Linked DNA regions of Homo sapiens: region 2 is linked to region 1. Evidence: read pairs that join two places in POLR2A ChIA-PET (ENCODE). Cell type or tissue: PC-9. All regions are shown on one strand. Links, peaks and the distances in the headings refer to the core of each region. The heading gives the core; the rest is flanking DNA.

What was found. ChIA-PET counts read pairs that join two places held together with the same protein. Peaks named below come from ENCODE experiments on the same cell type or tissue, not always from the same donor. Only the 100,000 strongest peaks of a DNase experiment are listed, where the experiment ranks them.
Region 2: POLR2A ChIA-PET joins it to region 1 with 16 read pairs; 1 of 35 experiments calls an interaction of 5 or more read pairs at or near these places.

The regions. Positions count from the first base shown.
Region 1 is chr2:238,375,905-238,386,087 of GRCh38, reverse strand. All of the region lies in intron 15 of TRAF3IP1 (TRAF3 interacting protein 1), which reads right to left. Among named protein-coding and RNA genes, the nearest start is that of ASB1, 46 kb to the left of the region's middle. RefSeq lists an enhancer at 1,832-1,951. In PC-9, for the core only: no CTCF peak of the experiment used is centred there; a DNase peak (open chromatin) is centred at 5,107; H3K27ac peaks cover 1,725 bases.
Region 2 is chr2:238,639,046-238,649,228 of GRCh38, reverse strand. No RefSeq gene overlaps it. Among named protein-coding and RNA genes, the nearest start is that of LINC01937, 76 kb to the left of the region's middle. RefSeq lists an enhancer at 10,158-10,183. In PC-9, for the core only: no CTCF peak of the experiment used is centred there; DNase peaks (open chromatin) are centred at 4,458 and 4,968; H3K27ac peaks cover 1,742 bases.

The DNA of each region.
Region 1 (10,183 bases), core at 2,353-7,352:
CTCCCAACCTGCTCTGTTCTTCAGACATACCGAAGACCATCTGGTCTGCATGTATACCCCAAATTGTAATTCTTTCTTCCCGAATAAAATGTTTTAAATTTCAAGATTTGTCTCTATATTTTATTTGACTTCGACAAGGGAAATATTTATTGAAATCACCTGTTCACTGAAGGGTGACAGACTATCCCACCCAAAAATATGCTACTTTGGCAGGAGCATTATTTTGAGCTAAAGGCACTTAAAAAACAGCGGTGCAAGAAGGCCAGTCTGACTTCCCCCTTTCTTCTTAAAAGCAGGTGATGAAACTCCCATGTAGGAGATGCCCTCCTTGCACCAAAAGGAAAGAAACATTCTCATCACCAGAGGTGGGTTTGAGGCCAAAAGAATACTGTACAAACAGACTTAGCAGTCCACGGAAAAACTGGCTTTCACGAAACCAGTCCCTGGTAGCAAAAAGGTTGGGGACCACTGTTGTAGAATATCTAAATAGGGTCATGGTACCCACCCTTGTTCCTGACTGTAGTAGAAATATCTCCAGCCACTCACTATTACATACGATGTTGACTGTTGACACAGGTGTTTTCTCTCTCTCATGAAAAAGAAGTAGTTTTCTATTCCTAGTTCATTACAGGTTTTCAGTATAATGGATATTGAATTTTACATGAGTCATTTATTTTTAAGAGAAAGTACACTGACTAGTGATTTTATCCGGTTCAGGAATAATTTCTTGGTTAAATGTAAGGTAAGTAGTCAACACTTAAACGATGCTACAGGCCAGGCGCAGCGGTTCACGCCTGTAATCCCAGCACTTTGGGAGGCCGAGGCGGGCGGATCACGAGGTCAGGAGATCGAGACCATCCTGGCTAACACGGTGAAACCCCTGTCTCTACTAAAAATACAAAAAATTAGCCGGGCGTGGTGGCAGGCACCTGTAGTCCCAGCTACTCGGGAGGCTGAGGCAGGAGAATGGCATGAACCCGGGAGGCGGAGATTGCAGTGAGCCGAGATCGCACCATTGCACTCCAGCCTGGGGGACAGAGCGAGAGTCCATCTCAAAAAAAAATAAAGAAAGAAAGAAAAATAAAAAGCTACAACTGACTTGAATTTCTTAACTGAAATGACTGACTCTTCCCTGGCCATGGCTACATGAAGAAGGAAAAAATACTGGAGAAACTACTAAGGGAACTAGTCACAAATACATTTATCTATTAGGAAACAGAGTTTCGATCCTAGAATATATTCTATCTCACTTTTGATTATATAATAAAATACATGCTTTAGGAAAAAATTACTAGCAATTCTTAACCTTTTGTTCAAATTTCTTCATCTTTGCTGAAATGAAATCTCTAAACTCCATTCTAGCCATAGAGTTTTAGGATTCTGTAATCCTTTTTAAAGGACATCAGGCCAGGCGTGGTGGCTCACGCCTGTAATCCCAGCACTTTGGGAGGCTGAGGCGGGCAGATCACAAGGTCAGGAGCTCAAGACCAGCCTGGCCAACATGGTAAAACGTATTTAAAAAAAAAATACAAAAAAAAAAAAAAAAAATTAGCCAGGCGGGGTGGCATGCATCTGTAATCCCAGCTACTCCAGAGGCTGAGGCAGGAGAATTACTTAAACCCAGGAGGCAGAGGTTGCAGTAAGCCAAGATCACACCACTGCACCCCAGCCTGGCCAACAGAGCAAGACTCCATATATATATATATACATACATACATACATACATACATACATACATACATACATACATCAGGTTGATTCTGGACAGATTAGAAAAGGAGAAACCAGACTAGCAAACAAGTGTAAAACAGAACAAAAGATCAGAGGCAACTGTTGTCAGCCGTGGGCGGAGGCAGCATACAAGTGAGAGCCCCGAGACAAGGGACACTCAGGAGGCCAGCCCACGAGTGCCCCAGATCTTGTGTGGGGATGACAGCCTGACCAGGGCACAGAGCTGAGTCTACATGGAGGAGCATGAGGGTGCCACTGAGCCAAGGAGGATGCATCCAGATGGGGGGGGCCCTGCAAGACCACAGCTGAATCAGAGAACAAGCCAGTGGACAAAATGTAGTAGAAAACTAACAAATAGTCAACCCCAAAGACGGCAGTAAATAAGCAAAAGAGGAACAAAAACCATAAGGGGAGATATGTGAAACAAGGAGCAAGATGACAGACTTAAGCCTCCCTATATCAACAACTGCACTAAGTGTAAACGGACTAAATTAGAACACCATGCAAAGAATAACAACAGGAATTCACAAAAAGAGAAATGCAACTAGCACAAACAAAAAGTTATTCACCTCAATTTGCAACATGAAAAGTAATAAAACGGGTTTAGCTCCTAGCAAGGAATCCAAAATCAATTAAGATGTCCAGTGTTTGCTAGAATGAGGAAATGAACACATTCAGGTATGGGACAGAAAGATGTTGACAATCTAGACGACCCAAGATTCTACTTCTGAGATTTACCTTAGGAAACGTTAGAGAGGTGCTAAAAAATACGTGGGCAAGATTTTTCATCTCAGCATTTCTAATTATAGCAAAAGCCTGTAAGCACACCAGCACCAAAGTCAGCAGGGGCCTAGGGAAACGCCACGGTGTATCTGTGCAGTGGGACAGTGAGCATTCACCTGTTGGATGATGACTGACAGACTCAATGCAGATTGTTCATTAATAGGTAGTTTCCAAAGGCCTATGCTGGACAGCACCACTATGTGCAGCCACACACTCACAGCACTTACTGAGCACCTACTGTGTGCCAGGGCCCGGGCCCACTGCCCTTGGGACTCTCACAATCTAGTCAGAAAAGAGACCCGCAAGTTTGATTCAAGTTGCCGAGACACCAAGGAGATGGGGGAATGGAAGAGGAGCCCCACACAGTCTGGGTGGTAGGAGACTGCCTGGAGGGCAGCCTACAGCAGGTGGGCCTATAGTGGGTGAGTATTCCAGACAAAGGGGAGAGCTGGGTGCAGACTTCCTCAGAGGTGAAAACCACCAGCAGGTTCCGGAAGCCAAGGGAAGGCTGCAGGCTGGAGGACAGTGTGTAGAGACAGGCAGGGAGGTGGCTGGAGCCCGAGAGTGGTGAGGATTTCGGACTTGATCCTATGGGCGATAAAAAGCCAACAAAGGGATTTCAGGAGCACAGAAACCTAATGAGATCAAAGTTTTAATAAAAACACGTGGCTTCCAACTTGGGGGAGAGAGAGAGGAGGCAACGAGGCTCTTGTGACCAACCGTCCAGGGAACTGATGAAGGCAGGAGAGGGTGGCAGCAGGACTAGAGAGAAGCATGCAGGCTTCTTGCTTTATGAGAGATGGAGGGGCAGGGAGGGAGGGGTGGGACTCTCTTGAGCAACTTGGGGGACAGTGATGCCCTATGCTGAGCCAGCAAAGGAGGTCTGTCTGGGAGGAAGCTGGTGACACTCGACTGTGAGCTGCTGAGCCTCAGACATCTATGGGGTGCCAAGGGAAGACGTGCCGCTCCCAGGAAAAGGCCTGCCTGGAGGCAGACATCCACATGTCCCTCATCCTCCCCGACCTGCTGATCTGAACACACCATTTCACTGCCTCCAGATGCAAATGACAACTTAAGCTGCTATATAAAGTTCTTCTGTTGCAATGTTTCCTTTACAATCGTGAAATTTTTCTGGATTCTTTCAACATTTAATGTTGCAAAAGTTTGTGGTCAATCTGATTTTTGTTCTTTTATCAGCTTTTTTGGCTGGGTCCTTTGCAGAGCTCTTTTCTTATCCTTGACAGTCAACGATTCCACCAGGATGTGTCTCAGTATCATATTGGTACTTTTTAGCTGACACTCAGGGAGTGCCTTCCTGTCTGCATACTCAGGTCTTCCATGCAGGAGAACCACTGTGGCATCTGTTTCGCCTGTTTTCGTATCCTCCTTATGAATGCCAACCATCACACCCGGGCTCTCTGTCCCCTTTCTGTCATCTCCTCTCTCACATGTCCCCATGGCTTTGGTGTTTCCTCCTTCATATTCTGGAAAGGCTTCTCAAGTTTGCCCCAAACATCACTGGTTGCTTATTCTGTTGTGTCGATTCTGCTTCTTTACGGCTTCAGGTAAATACTTTGTTCCTCTGATCACATCCGTGTGCTTCTGTAACAGTCCCTCCTTGACTCAGCGCGCTCCTCTTCCCCATCTGTGGCTTCCTACCCGCCAGCCCCTTTCCTTCTCAGCCTGTCTTCATGTCATTTTTTTGCTTTTCGCTTAATCATTGGCATTTTTTAAATTCGTAGAGCATGATGAACATATTTACAGAAGTATCCCACCCCATGCCCACGATGAGCTTTCCTCAAAGGTCCCCGTCAGTTCTGCTCACGTGAGGTGCTTCATGAACCCTCTCTCTGCTCACTACCTGTAACAGTGGTGCAAATGAATGTTTATACCCATTTTCGAGGATCCCATCAGGGACAAGTGCAGGGCAGTGGCCCATCAGGGTGGTGTCTACAAGGGAACTTTGGTCCATCTCTCTTCAGTGACTGGAGGAGCCCCTGGCCAGCATCCTTCCACACAGTGCTGCTTGCAGGCACAGGACTGGCCCCCACCTTCCCGGCCTCCAGCGTGGTGGCAAGCCTGCCTGAACCTGGGAGTTCCTCAGGGCCCACTTCCAAATGCCACTGAGCCACAGCAGGGAACAAGAATCAAAGAGCACCCCACCCGCCACCCATGCCTATGGCCCCCTCCAAGGGTGTCAGTGGGGTTCAGTGGGCCCTACAGGCCCTCCTCGAATCCAGCCCCATCTGCAAGTCCCAAAGAAACTTTTCTAAAGTTTCTGGAATGCGGGTGCAACCCTCACTGGTTTTTGCCCCATTTTTATGTTCCATTCATTTCACTGGGATTCTGAGAGGGGGAAGATAAACTTGGGTTCAAGCTACCCTAGCTGACCCAGGAGTTCCATGGAAACAGAATTCTGAAAAAAAAAAAAATAAATAAATAAATAATTAAAAAAAAAAAAACCCAAGCATCCTACCCAAATCCCGTCATTGTGGCAAGAAAAATAGTTGCTATTCTGTAAATAGGACAGATGAAGCCTTTTGAGAGTATCCTCAGGAAACCAAAACAAATGAGTCAGACTCAATAGAGATCTGGAAAAACTGGTTTCAAGCACTCAAAAGAACTTAAGTCTCTATGGAAGATATTCCCAGGAAGGATCCTTGCTCTCCATCTTTGTTTTATGGCTACAGCACTCACATTTAAACATTGACTCACACACCTTCATGAAAATGAAGGTTGCTAACATGCTTTTACCTCATTTTCTTGCATTCTTCTAATCACTTTACAACAGTGTTTCTGTTATTTTGATTTTTCAGGAGTTCAAAGACAAAAAGGTGTGATGCAGGCATTTCCTTTAAAATATTGTTGGGGTCATCTCACCTTGGGGCCGGGGGTGAATCACAGGTAACTGAGGCTGCTCAGGGTGAGGCTGAGCTCAGGAAGAGCAGGATCTGCTTCTTCCACAACAGCCTGGAAACAAGCCTCCAAGTCCATCCACATGCTCGAGAAGAAGATGCTGTGAGTGGCCGGGCTGGGCCACTGGGTCGGGCAGCAGTGCATGTTTCCTATCGGTTAGGGGGATACTGCAAGATCTGCCTCAACTGCAGAGCTTCCTGTTCAAATTAGCCAAATCCAAGAGGACACCCCCACCACTCAGGGACCCGGGGGAGAGGACCTTCCCTTCCTGGGCATGAAGACACCATATTTTCTGGGTTTAACAGGATCAGTCGTTGTGCACAGGAACCAAAGGGCCCAGGTAAGCAGCTTCTCCACGTGGCTCCTGCAGGGCTCAGAGAGGCCCTCTGAGAAGCTGGAAGGCACCGTAGGGATCCAGCTGCATACGAAGTCACCTGGGGAGCAATTTTACACCCAGCGCCAGCACCTGCCCAGAGACTGATCCTAATTGAGAGGGGAGGGGCCTGGGCACCAGCATTTCAGAAACACTCTCTGAATGGTTCTAATACGTAGACGTCTCTGAGCAGATGAACCTCTAAGCAAATTTCAAAGGACATAAGGTTGTAAAGTTCACTTTCTCTACATTTTAGAATCCCTTTCCATCTCATAGGCAGCAGCAGCAAAAGAATCTAAGTTTTAAAATGGACTTTAAAATTGTCTTTCTCCATCAATGCTGGAAATGGCCAGTGAGGTGATTATTCAATTATTTTGTTTTTTATTTCCACCTCTGTACTAACTAATTGGATTTGCTATTTTAAATGTCTTACTAAAATATTAATCATTTTCTATTGAGCCTATTGCTACAGTATTTCCTTATCATTCTGGCTCCAGTGTTATTATTACACATTTTGCCTTCTAAATTCTTAACATATTTAATCACTCCAAAAATACCAGCTATAAAAGGTAGTTACTGGGCAACAAGAGACCCACTGAACTGAATGGCTGGCATGTGAGCGGGGGAGGAAACCACCGTCTAAACCTGCAGCAGGAAGTGGCCATGAGGTCAGAGGTCCTCGGCAGAAAACACGTGTCACAGAATTAATTATGAATAGAAGAAGTGAGTCTAAGGACTGGATGAGCAAAGGAAAATTCACATACAGGATGGTCAAGTTCCAAATACCCAAGTGATGGCACCACGCTGCCGCCTTCACACGAGCAGGTGTCTGTGGCTGCCAAGGCAGACAGAATAAGGAGTTCTGCTGAAGCTGGCACTCCTCACTCTTCCCTCCACCAGCATCCTGACAGCCAGCTGCATGGTCTCAGTCAGTCGCATGGTCTCAGTCAGTGACCAATGCTGTGAGGATAGCAGAGCCCGGGTCAGAGATGGTGAGTGTGCGGCTGAGGCCCCACACAGCTAGGTGGACAGGAAAGGCCTCTCTGAAGAGGAGACTCGTGGGCAGGGACTTAAATGGGGTGGGGGTTGTCCGGCCCGAGAGACCAGCAGCCTCCAGGTAACCTTGGACTGCAAGAAAACAGGCCCCCAGTGACACACAGACGACCAAAGAGTGAGTCGACAGGAAACAAGGAGAACAAGTCTGGGGTTCCGCTGAGCACCTGACACAGGGCGGCTGCATCAGCATCAGCGCCAGGCTGCCTGAGGTGGGGACCGAACGCTGAGTCCCACAGAGGGCACCAAAGAAGGACTGGACCCTCCCTCTGGGGCCTTTCTACTCCTGACCCACCTCCCCTGAAGGCAAGAGCAGAAGCAACCTGGTACTGGTCAGCAAAGACTGACCGCAAAACCACTTGAGTGCCTCATGGTATTGGGTTTGCAAGTGATGGTAAGAGGCTTCTGACCCAGCAGCCTGGGGCCTGGGGGGGGGTCCCGGCTTCAGATCAAACTGCGAAGAAAGTGCCCAGCCTCAAAGTTCCCTTAACCCAGATCACCCATCAGACTTAAACTGTTCTAGGGCCCAGGAAAAAACGCAGGGTCCCAAATTAATTTTATAAAATGGACATAACCTTGATTCTAAAACCTAAACACAAACTCTCTCTCTCTCTCTCTCAAACTCCAGGCCAATTCCACTTTAATATAGAGATGAAGTTCTATTTTTAAATGTCAGCAAATTAAATATAGTTTTATATTGGGTAAATAATAGATGATGGCCAGGCAAAGGTTATTTGAGGTGTGTAAGAACTGTTCAACATTAGGAAGTCTATTAATATAGGAACATCTCAACAGCTGCCAAAAAGACAGTTGTTAACCTTGTCATTCGTTTCTGACTGAATGCCGAGAACAGTGCCTAGCACATGGCAGGTGCCAGATGGCTGGTGAATGAATGAATGCTAACTTTTAAAACATGATAATTTATAGTCATAAAACAAGTTTCCATTAGATTCTTAAAAGGCTAAATAAAAACTAGTAACTTAGGTGTCCAACTTAATAAATTTAAAAAGAAAAATAGTAGAGAAGGAAGAAAATTTAAATAAAACTGGAGATATCAATGAAAAGAAAAACAAAGATTAAAAAGAGAACAACAAAGCCAAAAGCCAGTGGTTTAGACAGACAGACAAATTTCTGGAAAAATATATTTAAAAAAAGAAAAATGCCTAAGTAAGTAATATTGGTTAAAACAAACAAACAAAAAACAAACAAACAAACAAAAACTAAACTAAACTAAACTACATCCAGAGCAAATATTAAAGAGTTCTAGCAAGAGCTTTTTTCCAATAAGCTTGAAAATTTTCAAAAAACTGACAGTCAAAATGGACTCGAAAACACATTTTAAAAAGCCTGAATACTCTCATAATTAATACAAAAATGAAAACAATGGTTTAAGTATTTCCCACAAAGAAACACCAAGCTCAGGTGGTTTTACATGTGAAGCTGTCAAATTGTCAAGAAATACATTCCAATCATATACAATCTCTTCCAGAACAGATAAAAACAAAGAATATCCTCAATTCATTCTTGACCTTGGTACTAAAAAAAATAAGGATCATACAAGAAAAACAAAATTATGGGTCCATTTCATTCATGAATATAAATGGAAAAATACTAATTAGCAACTAGACTCTTAACAGTGGATTAAAAATAATAATAATATACCATAATTGATTTGATCCAAGGAATGTAAAGACTGTTTCATATTAGAAAAGCTACAATCATATAGTGAATTAAGGAATATAATAGAATCATCTCAATCGACCCAGAAAAAGCATTTAGTAAAATTTAACACGCATTAATAACCAAGCCCCACAGTGGGGGGGGAACCTACAAAAACTTAGCCAGGCAGAGTGGCACTCGCCTGCAGTCCCAGCTACTTGGGAGGAGGAAGGATCACCTGAGCCTAGGAAAGCAAGGCTGCAGTGAGCCATGATTGCACCACTGCACTCCAGCCTGGGTGACAGGGAGGCCCTGTCTCAAAAAAAAAAAAAAAAAAAAAAAGAAAATCAGGAAGGAAGGAAACGAGGTTACCCACAATCACCATTACTATTCCTACTCTAGCAGAGGGCCTAGCCACAGAAATGCAACAGTAAGAGGGAATTAAATGCCTAAGACTGGAAAGAAGGAAATGAAGCCATCAGGACTTTCAGATGACACAGACAATGGTGCGGAGCTTGGGCTAAAGGCATGGACTCTGGGTGCGATTGCCTGGGCTTGAATCACTCCTCTGCCACTCACCACTCATACGGCCCCGGACACGTTCCTTAACCTCCAAATGCCCCAGTTTCAAAATGGGTAACAACAGTGCCCGAGTCTCACTATGACCTATGTTATTAGCTGTCTTAGAACAGAGCCTGCACACCGTGCCCTATTAGGTGTTTGCTGCTATTACAGCGAAGAAAACAGAAAAGACTCAACAGACACGTTTAAAGCAAACAGTTTTAAATGAAGCTGGTTATAAGTCAACAGCATTACTATCTACCAGCAATCAACAACTAGAAAACAATTTTAAATAAATATACAGTATTTATAATAGCAGATAAACTATAAATACCCACATATAAATCTAACAAAAGATACGAACAACCTTAACAAATCAAATTATAAACATTCACTAAAAGACTTTAAAGCAAGTCTAAATAAATGGAGAGATAGTTTTGTTCATAAATACTCCAACTGAAATCCCAAGAGGGTTTTTCACGGCACTCAATAAGCAGGTTATAATATGTAGATGGAAGTGGACAAGACCAATAATTGCCAAAACATAGCTGAAGAAGAGGCATAAGGCGGCAGGGGCTTTGCTACCAGACACAAGGCCTTGTTCTGAAGCTACAGTCATTACAGCAGGGTGGTATCAGTGCGGGCCAGTGGAGCAGTATAAACTACAGCCTGTGGACCGGCCCACCACCTGGATTTCTCTATAGCCCATGAGCTAAGAATGATTTTTTATTTATAAATAGTTGAAAAACCCAGTTAAAGGATAATATTTTGCAGCACATGAAAGTTATACAAAATTCACGTTTCAGTGTCCATAAATAAATAAAGCCCTATTGGAAACCAGCCACGCTCATGCATTTATATATTGCCTGTGGTTGCTTTTACACTACAATAACAAAGTTGAGTAGTGGCAACAGAGATTACATGGTTCTCATGGCTGAAAATATTTACTACCTGACCTTTTACGGAAAAAGTTTGCTAACCTCTGGGGCAGAGAACACAGAAAGAGTTCCACGCATATGGAACTTTCATATTCAGCAGAGACAGCATTGCAGATCAATGGGGAAAGGAGGAAAACTTGGTTATCCATATGAGGAGAGAAAAAAACTA
Region 2 (10,183 bases), core at 2,716-7,715, 260 kb before region 1:
AACACGGGGTCAGTACCGAAGAAAACAGCGCAAAAACTATTCAAACAGAAAAGATCCGCCTGTCTCAGCCTCCCAAAGTGCTTGGATTACAGGCGTGAGCCACCACGCCTAGCCTTGTTTGACTTTTTAAACCAAGCATTTGCATATTTTAACTAGAAAGTGTTTTTAAAAAGAAAAAATCAAGCTACCTGAGATTTTTCCTAATTAATATCACTTAAATGCCTGAAATTTTAATTCCACCTATAAAATAACATAAAATATAACTTCCCATTTTCAGAAAATATAAAAATACATACATTATTATATTCACAGAAACAAGACCAGAACAGATTCCCCGAAGTATTCACAGTTATCCTTTAACTCTTTATAATCTTTCTGCAAAAAGAAAACAGCTCAAAACAGCTCAAAACCCAAAAATCCTGGGTGCAGGAATGGGAGATGGAAAAAGTAGAACAATCTTGTTTGACTTTTTTTTTTTTTTTTTTTTTTGAGATGGAGTCTCACTCTGTTGCCCAGGCTGCAGTGCAGTCATGCGATCTCTGCTCACTGTAACCTCTGCTTCCTGGGTTCAAGCGATTCTCCCACCTCAGCCTCCTGAGTAGCTGAGACTACAGGTGCACACCACCACACCTGGCCAATTTTTGCATTTTTAGTAGAGACAGGGGTTTTGCCATGTTGGCCAGGCTGGTCTCGAACTCCTAACCTTAGGTGATCCACCTGCCTCAGCCTCCCAAAGTGCTTGGATTACAGGTGTGAGCCACCGTGCCTGGCCTTGTTTGAGTTTTTAAACCAAGTATTTGCATATTTTAACTAGAAAGTGTTTTTAAAAAGAAAAGAAAAAATCAAGCCACCTGAGACTTTTCCTAATTAATATCACTTAAGTGCCTGAAATTTTAAAACTCTCAGATTTTTTTAAAACCTTTGAGGGGAAAAAATTGTGACCAGAGAATCTTTCCACCAAGTATGAGGATAGTATGGAGACACTTTTGGATATGGAGGCTCAAAAACTGTCTATACAGACACATATATACATACATACTCTAAAAATTACTTCAACATTTTATAGTTGAATAAAAAAGATTCAATATTGAGAGTTCAAAAATATGGAAAAGTTAAAAAATGGAGACCAATAGAAACAGTTTTTAAAAAGGAATGAGTTTAAATAAATACTGTTAGAATATTTATTAAAAGTAATAAAAATATTACAATTATTCTTGGAAAATAGGTTGCTTATGTTATGAAATTCAATAATAACATTTTTGGATATAAAAATCCCAGGATATAGTACAAAAGGTTGAAAGGAAAGATGCATGTACAAAGCCAACCAAAACATCTAGACATAAAGGATTAAATAATTAGTTTTGATAAATTCAGGTGATAGAACTGTATAGAATCATTTTTAAAGTGTGATTTAGGGGAATATTTCAAATCATCATTAATGCTCAGAATAGATCCCTTAGTAAAAATGGCAGTCACCAAGAAACATAATATAAATCTAAGCATAACATAACCTATACCATAACATAAAATATAACTTCCCATTTTCAGAAAATGTAAAAATATATACATTATTATTATATTCACAGAAACAAGACCAGAAGAGATTCCCCAAAGTATTCACAGTTATCCTCGTAAGTCTTTATAATCTTTCTGCATTTTCCAAGTCTTCTATAATGATTCTGCTCTACTCCTTTTAGACAACTAACAAGCAAAGCATGAGTCCCATGGCCATGCCCACAGATCATACTAGACACACAAGTCCCCAGGCCAAGGTTTAGCAGCTTGGAGCCTGCTTTTTCTTCTCTTTTTGGTACATCTTTTCTTCTCCTTTAGAACATTGAAATAAAAAGTCCAACATATGCACTTTGTACTCAGTAGCAACTCTACTCTTGCCAAGATAGTGGTCTTGTGATGGCCTAAGTGGGGAAAGAGAGAATGGGGATGAAGGGTACTAGATAGGCGATGTACTCAAACTGGGCTTTGGAAAGCATTTTGAAATTGTCGATCATGGTGTTGTGGAAGGACTGATGTACAAGAAATCCAAGCAAGGGTGTAGTCTAAACTATGAGAGCAGCGTAGACCCTTCCAAGTCTTCGTGTCTATCCCTAAAGCAGAGATAATATGGTCCTCACCTGACTGGTGGAGATGTGTAAGGCCGTTAAGGATGTAGCAGGCATGTAGTGGAACCCTCTGCATACTTCAGGCTTCCAGACCTGGAGGCTGTCAGGCTTACTACCTGGCATGAGGGCTGCCAGCCCCACCTCCCTCTACCTGTCTCTTCCTGGACCCACCACTTTCACTCCCACCTCCCTGCTCTCCTCTCCCTCAGTTGCTAAGATGAGCTCGTTTCACTTTCTTCCTTCCAAAGGCAGTTGCAAACTTTATAGTCCCATTGTTTGAAATTATTGAAGATGCTAATGTTTGATGTGGAAGTTTAAGCCTGTCAGGAAATTTCACTTTCAAAGTCCTTCAGTCGGTTCAAAAATTCCTCACATGCGATGTCCTCTTGATGGTGTTTCCAAACCCCTTGGAGCCTATCTGGAGTGAAATGGTCCACACTGAAGCCCTTCTGGGGGATATGACAGAACCCTAAAGATTGTCAGCACTGTCCGTTTTTAACCATGGTCTGACATGCGCATACTGTCTTAGGAGTAATTGTTAGTTCTGAACTCACCAGTGAGCATTGCAGAGCTAAATAATCCAGAGGTCTCCTGCAAAAGTAAATATAATAGAGAGTGCTACACCCTGTGCTTGTGACGAATGCCAAGGCTTGGCAGACCAGGCCTCTGCTGGGCTCTGGACTCAGGGCTCCGGCCTCCAACAGCCAGAAATCCCACCAACACCAAGGAGACTGTACCCAGAAAAGGTCACCCAGAAATCCCATCACTTTTGGACCATGGCAGAATATTTGCCTCTCCAGAGGTTGAAACAAAGTATGAGTCACTTCCAAAATTATTTTATAAAAGTTAAAATGTTTCCTTTAAAAAGAAAAATCCTATCAGAATGCAGATTGGGGTTTGCCAGGGTCTGTGGGGGTTGAGGAATAGGGAAAAACTGCTTAATGCATAAGGGGTTTTGCTGTGCAGCAATGGGAATGTTTTAGAACCAGGTAGAGGGGGTGGCTGTGCAGCTTTGTGACTGTACTCCCTGCCACTGAATGGCAAAAATTGTTAGTTTTATTTCATGTGAATTTCACCTCAATAAATTACTGTAAAAATCATTTCAAATGATTTTTCTCCCCTCTGGCTGGCAAGGCTCATTATCTTTGGGTGAGGGTGGTGGCACTTATGGTGTATAGTACAGCAGACAAAGCACAAAATTGGCACCAGCCTGACTGGTATGTGCACTGGATGACCTGGGGCAAGTTGTTTACTTATGCTGTGTGGTCAAATGAGGCCAGTGATCTAGCTGTTTATTAAATAATCTGTACATTTTTCTAATGAACAAAGCAATACTGGTATATTATAAAACAGCGATCCTCAACCTTTTTTGGCACCAGGGACAGGTTTTGTGGAAGACAATTTTTCCACAGACCGGGGAAGGGGGATGGTTTCAGGATGATTCAGGTGCATTACATTAATTGTGCACTTTCTATTATTATTACATTGTAATATATCATGAAATAATTATACAACTCACCATAATGTGGATTCAGTGGGAGCCCTGAGCTTTTTTTTTTTTTTTTTTTTTTTTTTTGCAACTAGATGGTCCCATCTGGGAGTGATGGGAGACAGTGACAGGTCATCAGGCATTAGATTCTTGTAAGGAGTACACACCTAGATCCTTCACATGCGCAGTTCACAGTAGGGTTTGTGCTCCTACGAGAAGCTAATGCTGCGGCTGATCTGACAGGAGGTAGAGCTCAGGTGAGAATGTGAGTGATGGGAAGTAGCTGTAAATACAGATGAAGCTTTGCTCGCTTACCCAATACTCACTTCCTGCCGTGAGGCCCGGTGAGGCCTGGTTCCTAACAGGCCACAGACAGGTACCAGTGCCAGTCCATGGCCCAGGGATTGGGGACCCCTGTTATAAATTTTATATAAAATAAGAAAATAAAAATCATCCAAAACTTCACTACTCAAAGGTGACATTTTGTATTTTGTTTTCTAGCTGTCTAACCCTTTTCATACCCATGTATATTTTTAAGTATTTTTGATCTCCATGCTTTTCTTAGCCAGTCCTTTGTTCTTGGACTCTGCCTGTCCCGGGCCATGTCAGCAGGAAGCTTGCAGACACCTCCCTCCTTCACGCTTAGGGAGCATTTCCTGGGGTGGGAGTGGGAATTGGAAAGATGTTTGAATCACCCACCATTGGGATTTGCTCTTTTAAATCTTTAAGTTTCTGTTCCTTCCTTTGTCTTCAGAGTTTTTATTAAAACAATGCCAGTTTTCCATCTCCTCTGTGGCATCTGTTTATTCTCTTTGACTTTCAGAAAGCTGAACATATGACTCATTTCTGTGTGCGTGTGTGTGCGTCTTTGTGAAGCAACGCAGAGTAAAAGGGAAGTGAAGTCGGGAATAATTATTTGAACCTGATTCTTCTGTGAATGTTTCAATGAGAAATAAATCTTGTTTCCCCTCACAGGAATTTGCAAGTTTGCTACAAGCCAAACAGAAAGATTGGTCCAGGGCTGTGAATTTGGTCAGAGCCCCTTCCAGTTGGAAGTAGCAACTCTTTGCAGCCCCAGTAACAGGAAGTCCATGTGAGTGTGCTTGGGCCCTACGGGACCTGACTCAGACCCAGGTACCTTTCACACGGCAGGTGCAGAGCAGGTCAGCCCTGTCAGCCGATGGAGTTGGACATTCCCAGGCTCATCTCTCCTTCTAGGACTTACTGTCACCTCTCCAAGCCACTCTTTTCAGCTTGCTGGTGGCCTCCTGACCCTCCTCCCAGCCATTAATATCCATCCATAGCCTCCTGTCACCAAGGGCAGCTGATAGCATCTGACTCACCATAGACAAGTGACTAACTCTCATGTGAAAGGTCGCTTCTCTCCAGCATGAGACAACAGAGTGACTAAAACAACTAGATCTCCAACAGTGGAGCCTAAGGCACCAGTGAAAGCTCAGTGAGGAGGAAGCCACTGTTCTTATCCAGTGAGTGAGGGGGCCGCTAAGTAGACTTTAGGAAGCACAGTGTGGGATGGCCCCTGGATATCTCAGTCTCCTGGAGTCACACTGGAGCCTGCTCTAGGACCTGGACCAAAGCCTCCTTCCCAGGTCTCTTCCCACCCTGCACTACCTCTACCAGTGGATTTTCTACCTGGATTATTAACCACTCAGAGCAAACCCCACAGAGAAGGGAGTCTCCCTCCAGGGGCACTCAGAGGCTCAGTTTGCCTCAGTCGTCTTCATTCATTTGTGGCTCTTCGTAGCTTTCAGTTTACCAAAAAATCAATCAATCAATCAATCAATGAGCAAGTCCACATCATCACTGGCTTCTAAGAGTTTCCTCCAAATCCCAGCGTTACCTTGCCTTCTACAGCAGTGCCCCCTCATCCACAGTTTCACTTTCTGAGGTTTCAGTTACCCACGGTAAACCAAGGTCTGAAAATAGTAAATGGAAAGTGCCAGAGATGGATAGTTCATGTGTTTTCAATGATATGCCATTCTGAGCAGTGTGATGAAATCTCACACCACCTACTCCATCCCCCAGACAGGGATTGTCCCTTCACCCAGCTCATCCACATTCTAGACCCCACTTCACAGGCGTCTCAGTGATCAGATTGTCAAGTGGTCCTTATATTACTTAATAATGGCCCTAAAACACCAGAGTGATGATGCTGGCAACTGTTATAATTATTCTATTTTATTGTTAGTTATTGTTAACCCCTTACCACACCTAATTTATAAATGAAGCTTATTGTAGGTATATATGCATAGGAAAAAGCACAGTACATGTAGGATTTGGTACTATCTGAGGTTTCGGGCATCCACGGGTGTCTACAACTGTACATGGAATGAAAGTTCCGATTCTGAAAAGCAACCTGGAACAAGACAGGCCATCAGCACTTCCTGACTCCAGCCCTCCGTGGGGTGGCGCTCCCCACAAGAAGGGGTCCCCGACACCACCTCGCCAGACGCTGTGCATCTGGGAGGCTTCTAAGCGAAACAGACCCAGGAGCAGCAGCAGTGGAAATGAGGCCCCAAACAATAGCAGCAGGGCTTTGGTAAAGCAGGCTTGGAGCAAGCGGCTCTGATGGGCGCTTTCATAGAGTGGCCGTTTCTCCTCCTAAACCCAGATCTAGGCCTTGGTGTCCAGTCCTCCCCTGCACAGGATGGTCTCACCTGAAAACTCCTAACATAATGACATCTGCATGCCCACGATGGGGCAGCAGCCCCATCACACCTTGGTGAAAAAATTCTCTCTTCAGAGAGTAGAGGGACCATGTCTGGACCCCAGGATGCCTCTTAGTATTTTCATGCCCTGTAGCAAAGGGTGATATAAAATTACAGCAACCAAAGAAGAGGCCGCAGGATCAAAGATCCAGACACTTTATGAATGAATGTCAGGGTCACTATGCTAGGCAAAGGACAGCATGAGCAGAGGTTCTAGCTAAAGCTGGGGAAATACGGAACAAGTCATTGACAAAGGAAGCCAAATATGTCAACTACGGCCTCATGACCAATACAGAAACAAGTAGCTTTGCATATTTTTGCTCCTCTGTGTGTTTTTATTTAGACGTCCTAACCATTTTCTTTTTCTCTCCTACCAGTATTTTTTTTTTTTTTGAGACAGTGTCTGAGTCTGTCACCCAGACTAAAGTGCTATGGCGTGATCCCGGTTCACTGCAACCTCTGCCTCCCAGGCTCAAGCGATTCTCCTGCCTCAACCTCCAGAGTAGCTGGAATTACAGGCGCCCGCCACCATGCCCAGCTAATTTTGTATTTTTAGTAGAGATGGGTTTTCGCCATGTTGGCCAGGCTGGTCTCGAACTCTTGACCTCAGGTGATCCACTCACATCGGCCTCCCAAAGTGCTGGGATTACAGGTGTGAGCCACCGCGCCCGGCCCCACCAGTATATTTTTACATGCAAGTTGATGCAGGTTATTTTTACAATTTGGTCTCTAGGAGCAGAATATGCAGTGGCGCTGCGCCACATCCTTTCCTGGGGTACATGGGGTGGGGAGCTTTTTCTCAGTGTGTTCCTTCCCTAGGGCCCTGCCTTAGCCCTGGAGGCGGTACTTGCTCCCTGCACAGCTGTCCCGTGTGCTCTTTATCCATTAGGAGCTCTTCTCTTTTCCGAGTTAATAATTAGAGTAAATGCTCCCTGGTCAGTTAACGGATGTGATTTTCTCATGACTAGGCCTTCGTCTAATGCAAATGGTATTGTATGAAAGTCTTACTATAAAGGCAAACTTTATAAAAAAAAAAAAAAAAAAAAGTAAACCTCCCCAAATGCAAAAAATATCTACCGAAAAATAGAGAAGGCGCAAATTACAAAGACTGAATAGGGAAAGACAATTTATACAGACAATCTCGTAGAACCGAGGGCACACATTAATCATCTTAATAAATGTCCATTTTCAATCACTCTGCATCCTACAGCCATGCTGGAGACAGGGAAAACGCCAATGTTTCTTCCTTCTTCTTTGCTTTCTGATTCAAAGAGATTTTAGTACACCATGGGATCCTGAATGTGGCCACAGTTGAAAGAAATAATGAGTTGCATAGTTGGATTTCAAAGTGCAAAAATCCTATAAGACAAATATTCCTTTTACGCATTTTACAGATGAAGAAAATGACTTCCCAACATTTACAGCTGGTTAACAGCAGACCAAGAATTTAAAACTAGAACTTCTCTTTTAAATCCAAGTACAAAAGCTTGCCCTTGTACCTCAACCTTCCTTGAGAAGGAGAGTCGCTCGGCACTTTCCGCTCACCAGAAATGGAATCATCTCACAGGTTCTTTTTATTGTAATGAGAATTATCATGATATCAGAAAGAAATGACATTCATAAAATTTTTTTGATTTTGGCGTTTTATTTCTCCATCTTCGAATCCCATTCCTCTAAAGTATAAGCCATATTTGTCTTGCAAATCCTAGCTCTGTAGGAAAAACAAACAGAACAAAACAAAATCTTTGAAACGTGTGTTGCCCTTAAAAACAAACAGCAATCATGGCTGCCTCAGTCATGGAAAGTCTGAATATCTTCACAATGCATAATTCAAACACATCGGAATATGTTTTGTTTTAAAAATTTTCCCCAAAGTTGTCTCCTACTGGTTTATATCTACAACATGTGCATTCGTCTGATTTTTAGCAATAGACGCTCAGTATTACATATGCATCGGAGGAGGAGGATTTGAGGTGAATTAATTAATTTTCTAAGATGTTCCATGTGTTCTTGTTTGCTGAGAATTTCTTTAAGGGGCATATGTGTTGAAAAAACTGTCCACTTTTCTACTCAGTACTTAGCACGACATGACCTACCAGAAGCGGGATGACCACAAAGACCAAGTTATGCTTCCTGGCTTTTAGGAAAAAACCACCTTCGTGGCATTTTGTCGGGATGCTGCATCTGGAAGGTGATCCGAGGGGCAGGCTCCTGACAGTTAGTGGTGCCCTTCCCCTGCACCCCATCCCAGGCAGGGCTGTAAGGACAGACCCATCCAGTTCTAAGCACCAAAGTTGACCAGTCCAGTAAGGAAGACAAGAGCATCCCGTGCATCACTAGAGAGACTCCGGACTCTCAGGAAGACAATGAAAATCTTCTTCCACGTCCTTAGGCTCATGGCTGCAAGCCAACCACAGATGGACAAATGTGCCAGAAATCACAGTGCCTGGGGACATGCAGTTCATGGATAGAATTTTCTGGAAAAGTGGAGCTACCCAGAAAACTTTTTTTTCCAACTTTCTCATTCAAAATATTTTAATTCACTTGTCTGCCTTGATTTGCAAAGGAAGGGATTTATTTTATAATCACATATCTTGAGTGGTCCCAGAGGACTAGGGAAAGAAACATTCCCACAGCACCAAACAGGTAGCTATAGAGATATCTATAGACATTGGACTAAATGTGTCAGAGTTTTCTTTCTTTTAATTATCCTCAAGATAAATTTGATTCCTCATGCTTTTCCTCTTTCTCCTAAAAACAGAATGTACTGACTTTTGGCCTGGCACAGTAGCTCACGCCTGTAATCCCAACACTTTGGAAGGCCGAGGCAGGTGGATCACCTGAGGTCAGGAGTTCGAGACCAGCCTGGCCAACATGGGGCCAAAACCCCGTCTCTACTAAAAATACAAAAAATTAGCCAGGTGTGGTGGCGGGCGCCTGTAATCCCAGCTACTCAGGAGGCTGAGGCAGGAAAATCGCTTGAACCCGGGAGGCAGAGGTGGCAGTGAGCCGAGGTCATGCCATTTCACTCCAGCCTATGCAACAAGAGCTAAACTCCATCTAAAAAAAAAGAAAAGAAAAAAAAAAGTCCTCACTTTTTTCTTCCATTTCATTGAAGGCTTCCAACATTTGAATTCAAAGAGTTTCAAGGTCTCTTGCCTATAAATCGAGTTCTACATGTGGGCTAACATGAATCTTTCTACAAACATTAGATTCAAGGTGGAGATGGACCAAGACTTCTACTTTAATAACAACTGAAGCATTGGGAAAAGTTAATATTCAGAATCCGAGCTGTCCAGAGCTGCCAGGGAAAGTGCTCTGAAGACAAAGAGATGCTTTGTTCTTATTCTCAATAGCACCTCGAAGCTGAGCACATCTCATTCAGACAAACAGAAAATTGAAGAAAATTCACCTCTGAGTGAGATCAAGTATAGAAAATGTGAGCCTCGAAGGGAAGATTTGCCAGAGGCCTCAGGCAAGGAAAAGCAGGGAATCTGAAGGCAGCTGTGAACTGTTGCTAATATGCTCGGAGCTTCTCAAAAGAATGGGAAAGCTGTGCTTCCAGTGGGGACAGAAATGTGGCTTTTCTTGCTTAAGCCACCTGGCGATGCAGTTTGTTTCATCTCTGGACCCCTCTTCCTCAACCGCAGAGTGTCGCCGCATAGCCATTCTGGAACCACCAGCACCCGTGAGTTGCCTCAGGTGAGGAGTGGACTGAGGTGCACAGTGGTTGAACGCCTTCCTTTGCTGTGCGGCACCAGCGACACTGCATCTGTGCATGGACTCACCACGGAACACAGCCGTCGTGACCCTTGGCAAACGCTGCTCTGCCTGAAGGCTCCCGG